Regions from separate parts of the Homo sapiens genome. Here regions 2 and 3 are each linked to region 1. Evidence: chromatin contacts called from ENCODE Hi-C or POLR2A ChIA-PET data. All regions are on one chromosome and are shown on one strand. The core of a region is the stretch at or near the end of the contact, and the rest is flanking DNA. Distances in the headings are between cores, read along the strand shown. Region 1 holds the start of RBM4 (RNA binding motif protein 4). Region 2 overlaps PC (pyruvate carboxylase). Region 3 overlaps TOP6BL (TOP6B like initiator of meiotic double strand breaks).

Evidence for each region. A loop is a pair of places that touch in the nucleus more often than their neighbours do. ChIA-PET counts read pairs that join two places held with the same protein, here RNA polymerase II (POLR2A). Pooled maps may share reads with other maps.
Region 2: a loop to region 1 is called in a pooled map, with 4 times the contacts of the local background. The contact joins the enhancer-like site here to the promoter of RBM4 in region 1. A Hi-C loop is called at or near these places in 2 of 50 pooled maps. POLR2A ChIA-PET finds 5 or more read pairs at or near these places in 3 of 52 experiments (HCT116, HepG2 and activated T-cell).
Region 3: a loop to region 1 is called in a pooled map, with 6 times the contacts of the local background. The contact joins the enhancer-like site here to the promoter of RBM4 in region 1. A Hi-C loop is called at or near these places in 3 of 50 pooled maps. POLR2A ChIA-PET finds 5 or more read pairs at or near these places in 3 of 52 experiments (OCI-LY7, Panc1 and activated naive CD4-positive, alpha-beta T cell).

The regions. Positions count from the first base shown.
Region 1 is chr11:66,636,438-66,641,529 of GRCh38, reverse strand. RBM4 (RNA binding motif protein 4) reads right to left here and starts at 2,827. Exons shown (of 4, transcript NM_002896.4): 1 at 2,778-2,827; 2 at 1,407-1,830. The coding sequence starts at 1,818. The region is part of intron 1 of RBM14-RBM4 (RBM14-RBM4 readthrough); the gene reads right to left. RefSeq lists enhancers at 1,951-2,662, 2,529-2,898, 2,663-3,376.
Region 2 is chr11:66,890,209-66,895,300 of GRCh38, reverse strand. The region is part of intron 3 of PC (pyruvate carboxylase); the gene reads left to right. Among named protein-coding and RNA genes, the nearest start is that of LRFN4, 36 kb to the right of the region's middle. RefSeq lists an enhancer at 2,694-2,763. Within about 2 kb of position 2,985, at least 7 of the 41 ENCODE cell types and tissues checked have a DNase peak (open chromatin) inside an H3K27ac peak, as active enhancers do; they include HCT116, where a contact is called at or near this core.
Region 3 is chr11:66,798,752-66,803,843 of GRCh38, reverse strand. It overlaps TOP6BL (TOP6B like initiator of meiotic double strand breaks), which reads right to left. Exons shown (of 15, transcript NM_001302084.2): 5 at 3,148-3,203; 6 at 2,742-2,813. Among named protein-coding and RNA genes, the nearest start is that of RCE1, 42 kb to the left of the region's middle. Within about 2 kb of position 2,808, at least 3 of the 41 ENCODE cell types and tissues checked have a DNase peak (open chromatin) inside an H3K27ac peak, as active enhancers do; they include OCI-LY7, where a contact is called at or near this core.

The DNA.
Region 1 (5,092 bases), core at 1,578-4,077:
CACACCATAAACCCTCCACAAGAGCAACCTTTGCTCTCAATTAAGTTGTTGACAAAATAATTCTCAACTTGCCAATTAAAAAAAAGAAAGCAAACTAGACCTGAGAGACCTGTGTCACTTTTCTTTACTAACGCACAGCAATGCCCATGACACAGGGCACCCATTACTAGGGGAAATAATGATCAGACTCTCAGCTCTAAAAAAGCCCAATTTAAGGGAAATGGACGCCAAAGGCAGCAATGACTCTTAACAAAGGTAGTACCCAGAAAAAGAATCGGCAAACTACACTGTCAGAACACAGGTTTGAAATATAGCAAGGAGTCACGGAAATACTCCATAATTTGAATAAGGCTTTTTTTATTTTTTATTATTTTTGTTCAGTCCTGCTTAATTAAGCTAAAAAAGGACACCACTCTTTTTGACACTGGGAACCCAAAGGAGGTGAAAGAAGAGTTCAGATAGCAACTCACCATGATCACCACCCCTGAACTGCCACTGTTGCTTCAGACCTCAGATTTTGGAATATTTGCGTTCTACGTACCATTTTAGCATCCCAAATCTGAAAATTCAAAATCCAAAATGCTCTAACAAGCATTTCCTTTGAGCAACATGTAGGCATTCAAAATGCTGGGGATTTGAGATGCTTCCAAATGAAGTGACAATCCACATATCACCCATGCTGCCCTCCAGGCACAAAAGATTCATTTGGTTAAGACTCCAAGATAACACAAATCTAAGTGCTCTATTCACCAAAATCTTATAAAGTCCAGCCCCCCAAACCAATGAAAAGACAGTCATTACCGCCCCTAAAACCCCAGTGCCTCCTCCCCAGGAAGTCCTAAAATCAGCCTTGTAATTCTAGAGTGGCCTTAAACTCAAAATACAATCCCTTGGTACAGGTATAATATAAAAGCAACAAGAGCTGTAACCCTTTAAAGAGTTTGTGTAAGGTAGGACAGCTTAACAAGGATTCTGGTCCTATAAGTGTCGCTTGACATGTTTTTGAGAGGTTCTTCACGTAAAATGCAGAATTCTGATCCTGTGCTGAGGGCAATAAATTCAGAGTGAGGAACTCTGAACTGTGCTCTACTACAAAAAAATAAAAAATAAAAAAGGCCCAGTAACTCAGAAAGCCTTCAAAGAAAAGGGTTTCTGCACTGATAAGCACAAAAGCCGTAGGGGCTCCAAATAAAAGGTGAGTGGCTTTTCTCCAGGAGACATTTGCCTAAGGTAAAGCCCCTAAGTCCCATGCATTCTACATCATAAGAAGTCCATCACCCACACTTATTTCTTCATCACCAGCCAGCCAACAGCTGTTATCTTTACCAAACCTCTCCTTTTACTTATCCAACCATTTTCTGCACACAGCCTTGTGTTCAGCCCTCTACCCAAAGAGGGTGGTTCACCTTGAAACTCTGTGTTATCAAGGCCCCTGATGGCCTCCACTGCATCCTCTGCCCGCTCCATGTGTACGAAGGCATAATCTTTCACGATGTCACATTCGATGACCGGACCATACTCCTCAAACTTGGCTCGAAGCTCCTTATTGGTGCAGGTGGGACTGATGTTGCCCACATGCAACTTTGTTGAGGTTTTGCTCTTATTCTTGCTGGCTTCCACGTTGATGTTCACCCCATGAAGCTTGTAATGGTGCAGGTTGCGTATGGCATCCTCAGCTGCCGTCTTGTCTTCTATGTGCACAAAGCCGTAATTCTTAATGATGTCACATTCCAGCACCTTCCCATACTGCTCGAAGAGTGAGCGAATCTCCTGCTCTGTAGCCTCCCGGGGCAGGTTTCCGATGAACAGCTTCACCATCCTGACAAGAGCCTGGGAGAGAAAAACAAGACATCTGACAAAAGACCTCAGGCCCACATCCGTTCACAAAAGACAACGACTTTCACTCTAATGTATATTTCCAGTTTTCTCTCTCACACGCCTGCACACACACCTCCACACAATAATCAAATGGAAGTGGGAGTGAACTAAGGCCTGCTATAGTAGCCGCCATGAACCTGTAAGAATAAGAAGACGTCTGCAATAGGGAGGTCCTTAGTAGACAAAGGGTTTGGTAAGAACCGATACCTTCCAACAGAAATGGGCATGAAAGACAGCATATGAAGAAATGGGGGTACTAGGCTTTTCTATCCACTAGGAGGACAACAGAAAACAAAAGTCTACTAGGCTTGCTGACTGCCTGCCTGAAATTATCAACAGGCTTTTCCTCACGTAGGAACCAAAGCAGCCATCATTTCCGGGAAAATGGGCCTTGTAATAGCTACATTTGAGTTTCCTTTGGAAGTAATGAACGCGCGACTCGGATCAGACAGCGAGGAGTGGGAGATAAAGGAAATACTGGAGTGGTGAACGCCTCTCTCGGGGCACCGTCCTAGCTCCTGCCGAACACTGAAATGCGCGGCCGCGGAAAAGAGCTTCAGATTCATTAACCAGACGATGTCTCACGGCCCGAGAAATTCCCGAAACGAGAATGTAACTGTCAGATATAAGGGAAAGGGGGTTATCCCAGTGGAAATCTCGAGGCTCCAAGAGCAGCCATGTCGGGCGCGGGACAGGGTGGGCGAAAAAAAGCAAGGTATTCTCAGGGGGCGGTGGGGGAAGGGCTGCTCCCGGCTTACCGCGCAATGCCGAGGACCGAGGTCGGCTCTCAGTGACGGGTGTGGAGACTGCGGACCTACCAGGACACCCCCGAAGCCCAAGGGAGTGAGAGAAGATTTAACACAGTACAAGAAAGGCAGTGGAAAGGCTCGGAGTCTCACCCGCACAGAAACCAGCAGGGCCTCCTCCTCGCGGCGCGGACGCTTCTGACAAAACGCTAAAATGGCGGCGGCCGCAGCAGTGCTCTGAGTAGAAGGGGGAGGTGAGCCTACAACCGGATTGGCCACTCAAGAAAGTAAAAGGCCGGCGTTCCCTCAGATCCTCTTCCTGATTGGTTACCACGGACGCCAATTACCTAAGAGGCCGGCAAGAGGTGGAAACGTCTGTAACCTCGGAGCTTTTATGCGAAAGCCAATGGGCACCAACCTCGCGAAGCCGAACTCGCTGATTGGGCAAGAGATCAGCGTGAGGGCGGACCTACAAACGTGGGCTTCGCCGGCGGGGTGCGGCCCGCCATTAGGCGGAGCGAGCTAGAGCCCCGGGGTAGCAGTCTTTAGCTTCATGGCGCCAACTTCGTTAAGCTTCCACATTTCGCCACCTCCACGTGCACAGCCAGACAGTATTCCGCGCTCCATTTTGCCGTTCACTCTAGGTGTCTCCCTCTAACCTCCCAAGCACCACCCCCCCTCGCGGCCAGGACGCTGTGGAAATAGCTTATGCAGGCACATGCCAGGGAAGAAAAACAACGAAGACCCCCCCCAACCCACCACCCACCACTTCAGGAAACCAACCTTCTCCTTGGGCCAGCAGTCCACACTGTAGCCTTGAGAGTCCCGGAGCTCCCCCAAAATCAAACCTCTCACAGGTGGTGAAAGGACCTCTGTAATGGCCTTCCAGAAGTAGGCCCGGCAGGAGGCTGCACTGTCCAGGAGACGCTGAGGACAAGTTCCCTCTGGGAACCAGCCTCCCAGGGTCCGCGATGAAGAAACCTTTCTGAGACCATGGAGATTTAAAGTATACCCCGACCCCACCCTGAGAAAAAACTGGAGCAGCAAAGGTTTTTTTGTTTTATTTTATTGGGCGCCATCAGCCAGAGCTGTTTTAATCCCCTAGAACCGACTTTAGAGGACAGAGCTTAGTCACAACCAGCTGTAAACAAAATACAAAGTAACATTCTCCAGAGGGTCCAGCTGCTGCCTCGTTTTCTCTCATCCTTAGGCTGCTTCATATTCATTAAGCAAGCAACTTTAGTCAAGACCCTTTGCGAAGCAGCTTTTGAAAAGGGTTAAAAGGTGGAGTGCAGGGACTGGATGGAAGAACTTATAACACGAACAAAACAGGCTAAAAGCAGTGCAGAGTTTATGAGGAAAGGGATCATCAGGAGTGAAGATGACACAAGTACCACACACCACCATCCAAAGCAGCTTCTTCACCACCACCCCCGCCCCAAAAAGAGAACGGTTTCATAAAGAGAAAGGTGAAGTCAGAGTTTGGGGGGGAAAAAAAAGAGTGGGTTTTAAAACCCAACACGAGGGCCAGGTGCGGTGGCCCACGCCTGTAATCCCAGCACTTTGGGAGGCCGAGGCGGGCGGATCACCTGAGGTCAGGAGTTCAAGACCAGCCTAGCCAACATGGTGAACGCCATCTCCACTAAAAATACAAAAATTAGCCCAATGTGGTGGCAGGCCCCTGTAATCCCAGCTACTCAGGAGGCTGAGGCAGGAGAATCGCTTGAACCCGGGAGGCAGAGGTTGCAGTGAGGCAAGACAAGAGTGGCCTGGACGACAAGAGTGAAACTAAAAAAAAAAAAAACCCAACATGATTCAGGAATCTGACTGCAGAAAACTGGTCAATAATTTATCCTAGGGTAGAAAAAGCTAAGGAACTAAAAAAAGAAAATATAACATTTACAGATGTGTTGGTCACTAATCTTGTCCACTTCATTGTGGATTCTGATGCACCTCTGAGCCTGTGTAAAGGCCACGGGATCAGTGATGAAGAAAATCAATTTCGTCTCAGCTGCCACGTGCCCTTCAGAGGTGGCCAGCATTAGAAGGTAACGCATATGGTATAGAAATCCTCTCATCTCCTTCAGTTAGATCTCTTGTCTCAACATGTCTGGGGATAAAACTTTCTTCCAAAATACCAAAGTATAACAAGGATCAACTCATTGTAAGTAATAATCTCTCCAGATTGAAGGAGACTGGGAACATAAATCTCAGGATCACAGTTCAAGCCCAGTGTGCGGACATCAAAACTACTAACCACCTCTGCATGCAGCCCAAAACCTAATTACTTGATTTGACCTCTGAAACCCAACTAGGTCTAGTTAGCTATGTAACACTTTACAAGCTCATCCTGAATGAACCGCATTAAATAATCTCCCTGCCTTTTTTTGAGACAGTTCTTGCAGTGTCACCCAGAGTGGAGTACAGTGGCACTATCCATAGCTCACTGCAGCCTGGAACTCCTCAGC
Region 2 (5,092 bases), core at 1,736-4,235, 250 kb before region 1:
ATCTGGGCAGGCTGTTTGTTGGGGAACCTCAGTGTCAACACCTGGGAGCTCAGTTGGGGAAGGGGGTAGCATGCAAAGAGTCACGTAACCTGCCACCCCCATTTTTGGCAAGGTCCCCAGGCCCTCAACTGTGCCTCGAATTTCCCAGTCCAGAGACCCCACACTTTTCCCTCCCCAGAAAGTAAACCTCTGTTCTTCCAGGGCTGGAGAGGGGAGGTCTCTGGCATGAGATGGGGGAGGTAGGGGTCTAACTGCTATTTTTTTTTTTTTTTTTCCTGAGACGGAGTTTTAACTCTTGTCACCCAGGCTGGAGTGCAATGGCACAATCTCGGCTCACTTCAGCTTCCGCCTCCTGGGTTCAAGTGATTCTCCTGCCTCAGCGTCCTGAGTAGCTGGGACTACAGGTGCATGCCACCACGCCCAACTGATTTTTGTATTTTTAGTAGATACGGGGTTTCACCATGTTGGCCAGGCTGGTCTCGAACTCCTGACCTCAGGTGATCCACCCGCCTTGGCCTCCCAAAGTGTTGGCATTACAGGTGCGAGCCACTGTGCCCAGCCCTGATTGCTTTTTGAAAGCTTTCAGCCTGCCCTCTTTATACACGGCAGCCCGTTCAGCCCATTGTGGAGGTGGGAGGCCTGGAGCTGCAGTTCCCTGGCCTTTGGAGGATTCCTGGTGGATGGTGGGAACCCGGGTGTTCTCAGCCTGCTCCAGACCCAGGCTGTGAGGTCAGCTGACGCGAGCTGCGCTCCAGCTTCTGCAGTCATGTTGCTGTTGTCTCCTCTCCTGTTCTGCCCTTGGGGGTTCATAGCTTTAAAAATATATATATATTTGCTGAAGTCTTAGTGGGATTTCATAAGGGAGGGAGAAAAATTAGATGCATACCTGAGACAGGAGCAGGACTTGCATGGGCAAAAGCTGGGACGGGAAGGGTGTTCTAATGGTAGAGGGAGTGCTCTGAGGGAGAGGGGCAGGTGCTAGGATTTCTGAGAACAAAGAGGAGGCAGCTGGGCTGCAGCTGGAGAATCCGGGAGGCTGGGGCATGGGGGGACAAGGCTGGACAGGCAGGGTGCACTAATTTTGGGGGAGGTCCCCAAGGAGACTTGAGTTTCCCACCTACAGACAGTGGGGAGTCAGAGAATTACCCCACTTTTCAGGAAGAGTGCCGTCATGCCTGTATTTGGGGATGCTAGCTATCCCTAGTACCTAATGTGGATTGGTAGCTAGAGCTGTGGTAATGAGTAGGAGGTTTTTACGATAGTTAAGTAGTAAGAAGAGGACATTTCAGGGTCCTCTTCTTAGAAATGAAAAGAGGGAAGGATGTGAGGGATTAAAGAGGTAAAACTGCCCAGACTTCTTGACCAGATGGTAGGTGAGGGAGGGGAAGAGCTAAAGAAGACCCTAAGCTTAACCCTTGGTGACCAGGGAGAGGGTGGTGAGGAAGGAAGGAGGAGGTGTCTGGTTGGGTTTGGTGTATGTGTGCAGTTTGGGAGGGGGAGTGAGGGGGTAGGGGGCGGGGGCTAAGTTCTGCTATAGAATAGGCATTTGCCATGTCCACCAAAAAGCGTGATTTTACACCCCCACGCTTCAACCTCCAAGTGCCTGTGTTGATGGAGAGAGAGAAAGAAGGTGTTGAGAGCAGGGGTAAAGAAATCAGTCCCTTAGAAGACAAAAGAATAATTTTCCAGTTGTTAAATGAGATTCTCAAAAGAATTTTTATGTTGATATCCTCAAAGATTAATTCATGTTGCAGAATGTCATTGGAACTACCTTAAGACATTGATAGAGTGCCTGTCTGCTGTCTTCCTTAGCTCATCCTCATGTTTTGATCAAATTAAGTACTTGGACACCAGGTCTGTAAAAAAGAAAAGAGCCTTCTTTATTTGGGTTCTGTAGGCAAAAGGGAGAGTGGAGAAGCGACTCTGTCTACGCTGCTCCCCTCACTCCCCGTCTCTGGGCCCTTCTGGGATTTGCATGCCACCCACTGCTCTGTCAGGAGTGGCTCTTAGGGAAGTGAGGAAAGGGCCTTGATTATAGTGTTTGCCAATTTCTGTGGCATAAATATGCCCACTGTGGCCCGTGTCAGGCTACCAACGTGATGTCATAGCACAGAGCTGGAGTCAGGCAAGCCCGTGGGAGTGAGTCGTGCCCTGGGGTCACAGTGGGGGTCCTCACTGACACGGTGCAGCTGGACAGCAGAATCTCATCTTTCAGGTCGTCTGACTTGTTCTAAGGGTCTGTCAGGGTTGAATCATGCTTGCCAAGTAGCATCTTAAAAGATATTTCCACTGCAGCAGCCCCAGCCCTTCAACCTGGGCTTCTGTGGCCTTCTAATTCTTCCTTCTCTGCCTCCCCTCCACCCACCCCCACATCATCAGCAGCAGATCCAACATGAATACCAAACACTCACAGTTAATACTAAAAGCCAACAATTTTTTTTTTTTTGAGATGGAGTCTTGCTCTGTCACCCAGGCTAGAATGCAGTGGCGCCATCTTGGCTCACTGCAACCTCCACGTCCTGGGTTCAAGCGATTCTCCTGCCTCAGCCTCCCGAGTAGCTGGGAAGCTGGGATTATAGGCGCCCGCCACCGTGCCTGGCTAATTTTTTTGTATTTTTAGTAGAGACGGGGTTTCACCATCTTGGCCAGGCTGGTCTTGAACTCCTGACCTCATGATCCACCCACCTTGGCCTCCCAAAGTGCTGGGACTACAGGCGTGAGCCACCGCGCCCGGCGACATTTTTCTTAAAGTTCAATCTCTCATCTCTGATGCAGCTCGCACTCATTATTGCCATCCTTGGAGCAGCTGTGGCAAACGAGTAGCTTGGATGTCAGTAGGAAGTCTTGTCTCTACAGGCTGACCTGCCTGGACTGTTGCTTTGCCCTTTTGGTTGTGCGTTCTGGAACGTGATGCCTGTGCTTGTCAGCCTTGATGAGTCACATTGAAAAAGCTCTTAGTCATCCCAGGCCCTGGCTGAGTCAGTGTATTGGGTGACACCTGTGGCCAAGCACTGGCTGTTTTACAACTGAGACTGTCCCAGAACTCTTAGGCACTCTGGTCTCAGGGGAAGTGTTCTTCATCTAGTTCAAGGCCAGTCTTTCACCCGAGCCTCGCAGCCTTGTTCCCGGACTCGCCCCACCTTTTATTCTCATCCTTCCTTCTTCAACTTGTCATTCCCTCTCAACTCCTTCCCCTTCCTCTTCCTATAACTTGCTAAACATCCTCCCAAGCGTCTGCCATGGGTATAACAGAGAATGGATTCATGCCTAGAATACATAAAGATTTATTACAGCTCAGTAAGAAAAAGACAACCAGCCCAGCAGAAAAGTGGGCAAATGATGTGAACAGGCAGTTCACAAAAGGAAAAACCTAAAAATATATCCACAATCATAAGAAAATAGCCAACTTCAGTAATAATCAGGGGACTGAAAATTAAAATGATACCATTTTATACTACAAGGTTGACAGAAATCAAAGTCTAACAATATAACAGTTGGTAAAGATGTGGGGAGATAGACATTCTGTTGTATTTCTAGTGGCTGTGTAAATTATTAGGATAACTACCTTGAGACTTATTTGGCAATATTGATATTAAAAACTTGCCTATTGGCTGGGTGCGGTGGCTCACGCCTGTAATCCCAGCACTTTGGGAGGCTGAGGTGGGTGGATCACCTGAGGTCAGGAGTTCACGACCAGCCTGACCAACGTGGTGAAACCCGTCTCTACTAAAAATACAAAATTAGTCGGGCATGGTGGTGCATTCCTGTAATCCCAGCTACTCGGGAGGCTGAGGCTGGAGAATCGCTCGAACCCGGGAGGCGGAGGTTGTGGTGAGCTGAGATCGCGCCATTGTACTCCAGCCTGGGCAACAAGAGCAAAACTCTGTCTCAAAAAAACAAAACAAAACAAAACAAACAAAAAACAAAAAAACTTGCCTATTAGGTGGGCACAGTGGCTCATGCCTGTAATCCCAGCACTTTGGGAGGCCAAGGTGGGCAGATCACCTGAGGTCAGGAGGTAAAGACCAGCCTGGCCAACATGGTGAAACCCTGTCTCTACTAAAAATACAAAAAAAATTAGTTGGGCATGTTGGCGCACATCTGTAATCCCAGCTACTCAGGAGGCTGAGCCAGGAGAATCACTTGAACCTGGGAGGCGGAAGTTGCAGTGAGCCGAGATCGCGCCACTGCACTCAAGCTTGGGCGACAGAGCGAGACTCTGAAAACAAAAACAAAAACAAAAAAAAACCCCATGCCTATTGTCTGACGCAGCAATTCCAATTCTAGGTATATGTCCTAGAGAAATTTTTGCACATTTTCTATATGGGGTCAAAGTTATTCATTTTTTAACACTTTTAATCGACTACTTTTATATAGACACAAAAATAGAGCAAATAGTATAATGAACTCTATGTACCTGTCGCCCAGCTTCAACAATGATCATTTTGTCAGCCTATACAACACAGTTCTTAATTGCTAAAAATTGGAAACAACCGCGGCGGGGGAGGTGGCTCATGCCTGTAATCCCAGCGCTTTGGGAGGCTGAGGTGGGTGGATCGCCTGAGGTTGGGAGTGGAGTTCGAGATCAGCCTGACCAACATGGAGAAAACCCATCTCTCCTAAAAATACAAAATTAGCCGGGCATGGTGGCACATGCCTGTAGTCCCAGCTACTCGGGAGGCTGAGGCAGGAGAATCGCTTGAACCTGGGAGGCAGAGGTTGCACTGAGCCAAGATCACGCCATTGCACTCCAGCCTGGGTGATAGAGTGAGACTCCATCTCAAAAAAAAAAAAAAAAAGATGAAACTGCCTTATTTATTTATTTATTTTTTGAGATGGAGTCTCGCTCTGTCACTCCAGCCCAGGCAACAAGAGTGAAACTCCATCTCAAAAAAAAAAAAAAAAATGGGAAACAATCTATTTGTCACTGCCTTAGTCTGGGCTGCTATAACACAATACCATAGGTTCATTAAACAGCAGAAATGCATTTCTCACAGTCCTAAAGACCAGAAAGTGCAAGATCAAGTGTCAGCAGATTCAGCGTCTGGTGAGGGCCCACTGCCCGGTTCATAGATCACTGTGTTCTCACGGA
Region 3 (5,092 bases), core at 1,559-4,058, 160 kb before region 1:
CTCAGGGAATCACAGCAATGGAAGTAGTAGAAAAACTGGCATTTCAGAGATATCATTGCTCCTGCTTTTGCTGCCACTAACGGATGCTTCTTAGTTTCTCTTTTTAAAAAAACATTTTAGACCAGGCATTGTGGCTCATGCCTGTAATCCCAGCACTTTGGGAGGCTGAGGTGGGTGGATCACTTGAGGTCAGGAGTTCAAGACCAACCTGGCCAACATGGTGAAACTCCATCTCTACTAAAGATACAATAGCTGTGCATGATGGTGCACACCTGTAATCCCAGCTATTCAGGAGGCTGAGGCAGGAGAATCGCTTGAACCTGGGAAGCGGAGGTTGCAGTGAGCTGATATTGCGCCACTGCACTCCAGCCTGAGCAACAGAGCGAGACTTTGTCTCGAAAAATAATTACTATTATTTTATTTTATTAGAGATGGGGTCTCACTATGTTTATTAGGCTGGTCTCAAACTCCTGGCCTCAAGCAATCTTTCTGCCTTGGCCTCCCAAAGTGCTGGGACTACAGGTGTGAGATATCATGACCAGCCTGTTTCTTATTCTCAAGTATACTTCCTCCACTAAAATTAATCTTTGGTTCTGAGCAAATTTCCAAATTCATTCAAAGGTCAGCATTGTGTGAGGGGGCCCATGAATCACAAATGGCCTAAAACTGGCCCCATGATACTTATAAGTCTGCTCTCACGCATGCTACACCTTCCGCTGAAGAGGTCTGAGGTTGCTGTTTGATAGTAACAATGAGAAAAAACCAGGCCATCTTTCTCTCCTAGAAAGAATCTAGTAAAATTTTGTTACTTTCCAATAGCTCTTTTCTAAACAGAGAGAAAACAGTCAACCTGAGAAAGCTGATTAAGAATGAATGAATTAATTAATAGAGAGGAAATATTAATGAACCTTTCCCTTTGTCTCTAATCAGGTCATCCAAGGAAACACATCTACAAAAATTGGCTCAAAGGCTTAAACTTGTGTCAGTACAACTATGATGATGAGCTGCTACCTGTAAGGATTGTTTATTATTAGAGGATCACTAAAGAAAGATATGGGGTGGGGAAATTATTACCTGCATATTAAATGACAAAAATATTCTCATCTGAGGTGTAATTTTGGGTGAGAATAAGAAAACAGACTAAGAACCACAGGCAGTCTCTTTAAGCCTTAAGAGACTTTGACTACTAGTGTTGCCTCTGGGCACATAAATAGAGGCAGAAACTAATGAATAAAGACTAAATTAGGGCTGGACACATTGGCTCACATCTGTAATCCCAGCTCTTTGAAAGGCCGAGGCAGGAGGATTGCTTGAGTCCAGGAGTTTGACACCAGCCTAGGCAACAACCTCATCTCTACAAAAAAAAATTTTTTTTAAATTAGCAGTATATGGGCTGGGCGCAGTGGCTCATGCCTGTAATCTCAGCACTTTGGGAGACCGAGGCAGGAGGATCACGAGGTCAGGAGATTGAGACCATCCTGGCCAACATGGTGAAACCCCATTTCTACTAAAAATACAAAAAAATTAGCTGGGCGTGGTGGCATGCACCTATAGTCCCAGCTACTCAGGAGATTGAGGCAGGAGAATCGCTTGAACCAGGGAGGTGGAGGTTGCAGTGAGGTGAGATCTGCACTCCAGCCTGGGCGAAAGAGCGAGACTCCGTCTCAAAAAAAAAAAAAATTAGCAGCGTATGGTAGCATATTTCTGTGGTCCTAGCTACTAGCTACTCGAGAGGCTGAGGTGGGAAAATGACTTGAGCCCAGGAGACCAAGGCTGCAGTGAGCTATGATGGCATCTGGGTTGAACAGACTGAGACCCTGTCTCAAAAAAAGAAAAAATAAATTAATTGGACTTAAGCATATGTTAGGTCTTTTCTTGACATAATTCATTTTCACTTTGGATTCTGTGGTAGTTAAATGGCACAGGAAGGCAAGACAGAAGGGCTCTGTGTGTTCCATATTGTTTACCACCTCCTCCATGGATTTTTTACATTTTTTATTTATTTATTTTTTTTGAGACAGAGTCTTGCTCTGTCGCTGGAGTGCAGTGGCGTGATCTCGGCTCACTGCAACCTCCACCTCCTGGGTTCAAGTGATTCTCATGCTTTGGCCTCCCAAGTAGCTGGGATTACAGGCATGTGCTACCATGCCCAGCTAATTTTTGTATTTTTAGCAGAGACAGGGTTTTGCCATGTTGGCCAGGCTGGTCTCAAACTCTTAACCTCAAGTGATCCATCAACTTCAGCCTCCCAAAGTGCTGGGATTATAGGCATGAGCCACTGCGCCTGGCCAGATTTACTTTCTTGGAGTCTGAAGAAGATGGAGATGGGCAGAGAGATGATTTCCAAACCTATGCAAAATGCTGATGCACAGAAAATAATGTACACTGAATTCCTTTGTATTCATACTATCTCTCTAGCCAAGAATTCAAGTAAAGTTTTAAATTCATAGTCTTCTCTTCTCATGCCTAAATGGGATTGGAACTAGCAGGGTCTGTGTAAAATAAGGCCTGAAGAGAAGAAGGCACATGTCTTCAGGTCATTTAGAATAGATTCAAATACATAAATAACTTAAAATAGCAGTTTTCAACATAAAAAAAAGTTTTACTTCTGCTTTTCTTATAGAGAAGCTGACACCTGGCACTTACAAATGACAAGTGAGACAATTTCCAATTTCTACCCACATTCGTACTCGAGAGGAGAGTAAAACATGCAGAGGGACAACAAGGCTTTACGCCTTCACCTCACATAATGCTGGGAGTCGACCAAAAGAGCAATTCCATTCCCAAGGTTCAAAGTGGGTTCATTCTCCACCCTGCAAAGCAAAGCAAAGCTAAGCCATCTCTCAAAGATTCTAAAATCAATCTCTGTTTGACATAAATTTTGGCCCATGACTACTACCACCCCAGCGATTACTAGAATTCAGTAACTAATTAACCAAGGGGAAAATGGCAATCTTTAAGTTTACCCCCTCTAGAGACAGGGATGAATCTACTAAAATAATAAAATGTGGGGGTGTCAGAAAATTAGTTTCAAGGTGACTTTGGGTCAAGATATCAAACTGTGAACCTTTTGGAAATAGGACAATAATAGCTGAGAAAAATTGCAGAGCCATAGCATCATCTTAAGCCATAGACCTAAGAACTTACCCAAAGATCTCTGTGGAGAGGATTCCATTTACCTTTACACTGAAATGAAATCTGACCTGCAAAACAATAAGTTAAGTGTGAGATTTAACATGAGCCAAGATACAGATTAAAAACTTCCATATCTAATCCCTAAAGGAAAAGAATAAGCTTAAAAAATTTTAAATTAACATTACTTTTAATTGATAAACTATAACTGTATACATTCATAGGGTACAATGTGGTGTTTTGATATATGTATATAATGTGGAATGATTAAATCAAGTAGATTAACATCTATCACATAACTTACTAGCATTTTTTGTGGTAAGACATTTGAAATTTACTCTCAGCTATTTTGAAATATATAATACATTATTATTGACTATAGTCACCCCCCTGTGAAATAAGATTCTAAAGACTTATTCCTCCTGTCTAACTGAAACTTTGTACACTTTAACTAACAACTCCCTATTTCCTTCCTTAACCCACTCCCAGCCTCTGGTAACCACCATTCTATTCTCTACTATGAGTTTGACTTTTTCAGATTCCACATATAAGTGAAATCATACAGTATTTGTCTTTCTGTTGATTAAGAAAATGTGGTATATACACAATGGAATACAGTTAGTTTTTTGTGGTTTTTTTTTTTTTTTGAGACAGGGTCTTGCTCTGTTGCCCAGCCTGGAGTGCAGTGGTGTGATCTTGGTCTCCCAGGCTCAAGTGATCCTCCCACCCCAGCCTCCTGAGTAGTTGGGACCACAGGCATGTGCCACTACACCCAGCTACTTTTTGCATTTTTTTGTAGAGACAGGGTTTCACCATATTGCCCAGGCTGGTCTTGAACTCCCAAGGTCAAGTGATCCTCCTGCCTCAGCCTCCCAAAGTGCTAGGATTATAGGAATGAGCCATCATACCCAGCCTAGTCAGCCTTTAAAAAGAAGGAAATCCTGTCATTTGTGACACGGATGAACCTAGAGAAACAAGACTTTTTTTTTTTTTGAGACGGAGTTTCAGTCTGTCGCCCAGGCTGGAGTGCAGAGTGCAATGGCGCAATCTCGGCTCACTGCAACCTCCGCCTCCTGGGTTCAAGCAATTCTCCTGCCTCAGCCTCCCGAGTAGCTGGGACTACAGGCACGCGCCACTGTGCCCAGCTAATATTTGTATTTTTAGTAGAGATGGGGTTTCGCCATGTTGGCCAGGCTGGTCTTGAACTCCTGACCACCCAAGTGAGTGATCCACCCACCTCGGCTTCCCAAAGTTTTACTTCTGCTGGGATTACAGGCATGAGCCACCGTGCTCAGCCAGGAAAAAGACATTCTTTTTTTTTTTTTTGAAATGGAGTCTCACTCTGTCTCCCAGCCTGGAGTGCAGTGGCAAAATCTCAGCTCACCGCAACCTCCACCTCCCAGGTTCAATCAGTTCTCCTGCCTCAGCCTCCTGAGTAGCTGGGACTACAGGCACGCGCCACCATGCCCAGCTAATATTTGTATTTTTTTTTTTTTTTTTTTTTGGAGACAGAGTCTTGCTCTGTCACCCATGCTGGAGTGCAATGACACAATCTCGGCTCACTGCAACCTCCACTTCCCAGGTTCAGGTGATTCTCCTGCCTCAGCCTCCTGAGTAGCTGGGATTACAGGCGTGCGCCACCATGCCCGGCTAATTTTTGTATTTTTAGTAGAGACGGGGTTTCGCCATGTTGGCCAGGCTGGTCTCGAACTCCTGACCTCAGGTGATCTGCCCACCTCGGCCTCCCAAAGTGCCGGGATTACAGGCGTGAGCCACTGTGCCCAGCCAATATTTGTATTTTTAGTAGAGACAAGGTTTCACTATGTTGGCCAGGATGGTCTCAATCTCCTGACCTTGTGATCCACCCACCTCGGCCTCCCAAAGTGCTAGGATACAAGCGTGAGCCACCACGCCCGGCCAAAAAATACATTCTTTATCACTTGTATTTTCCCTAAACATA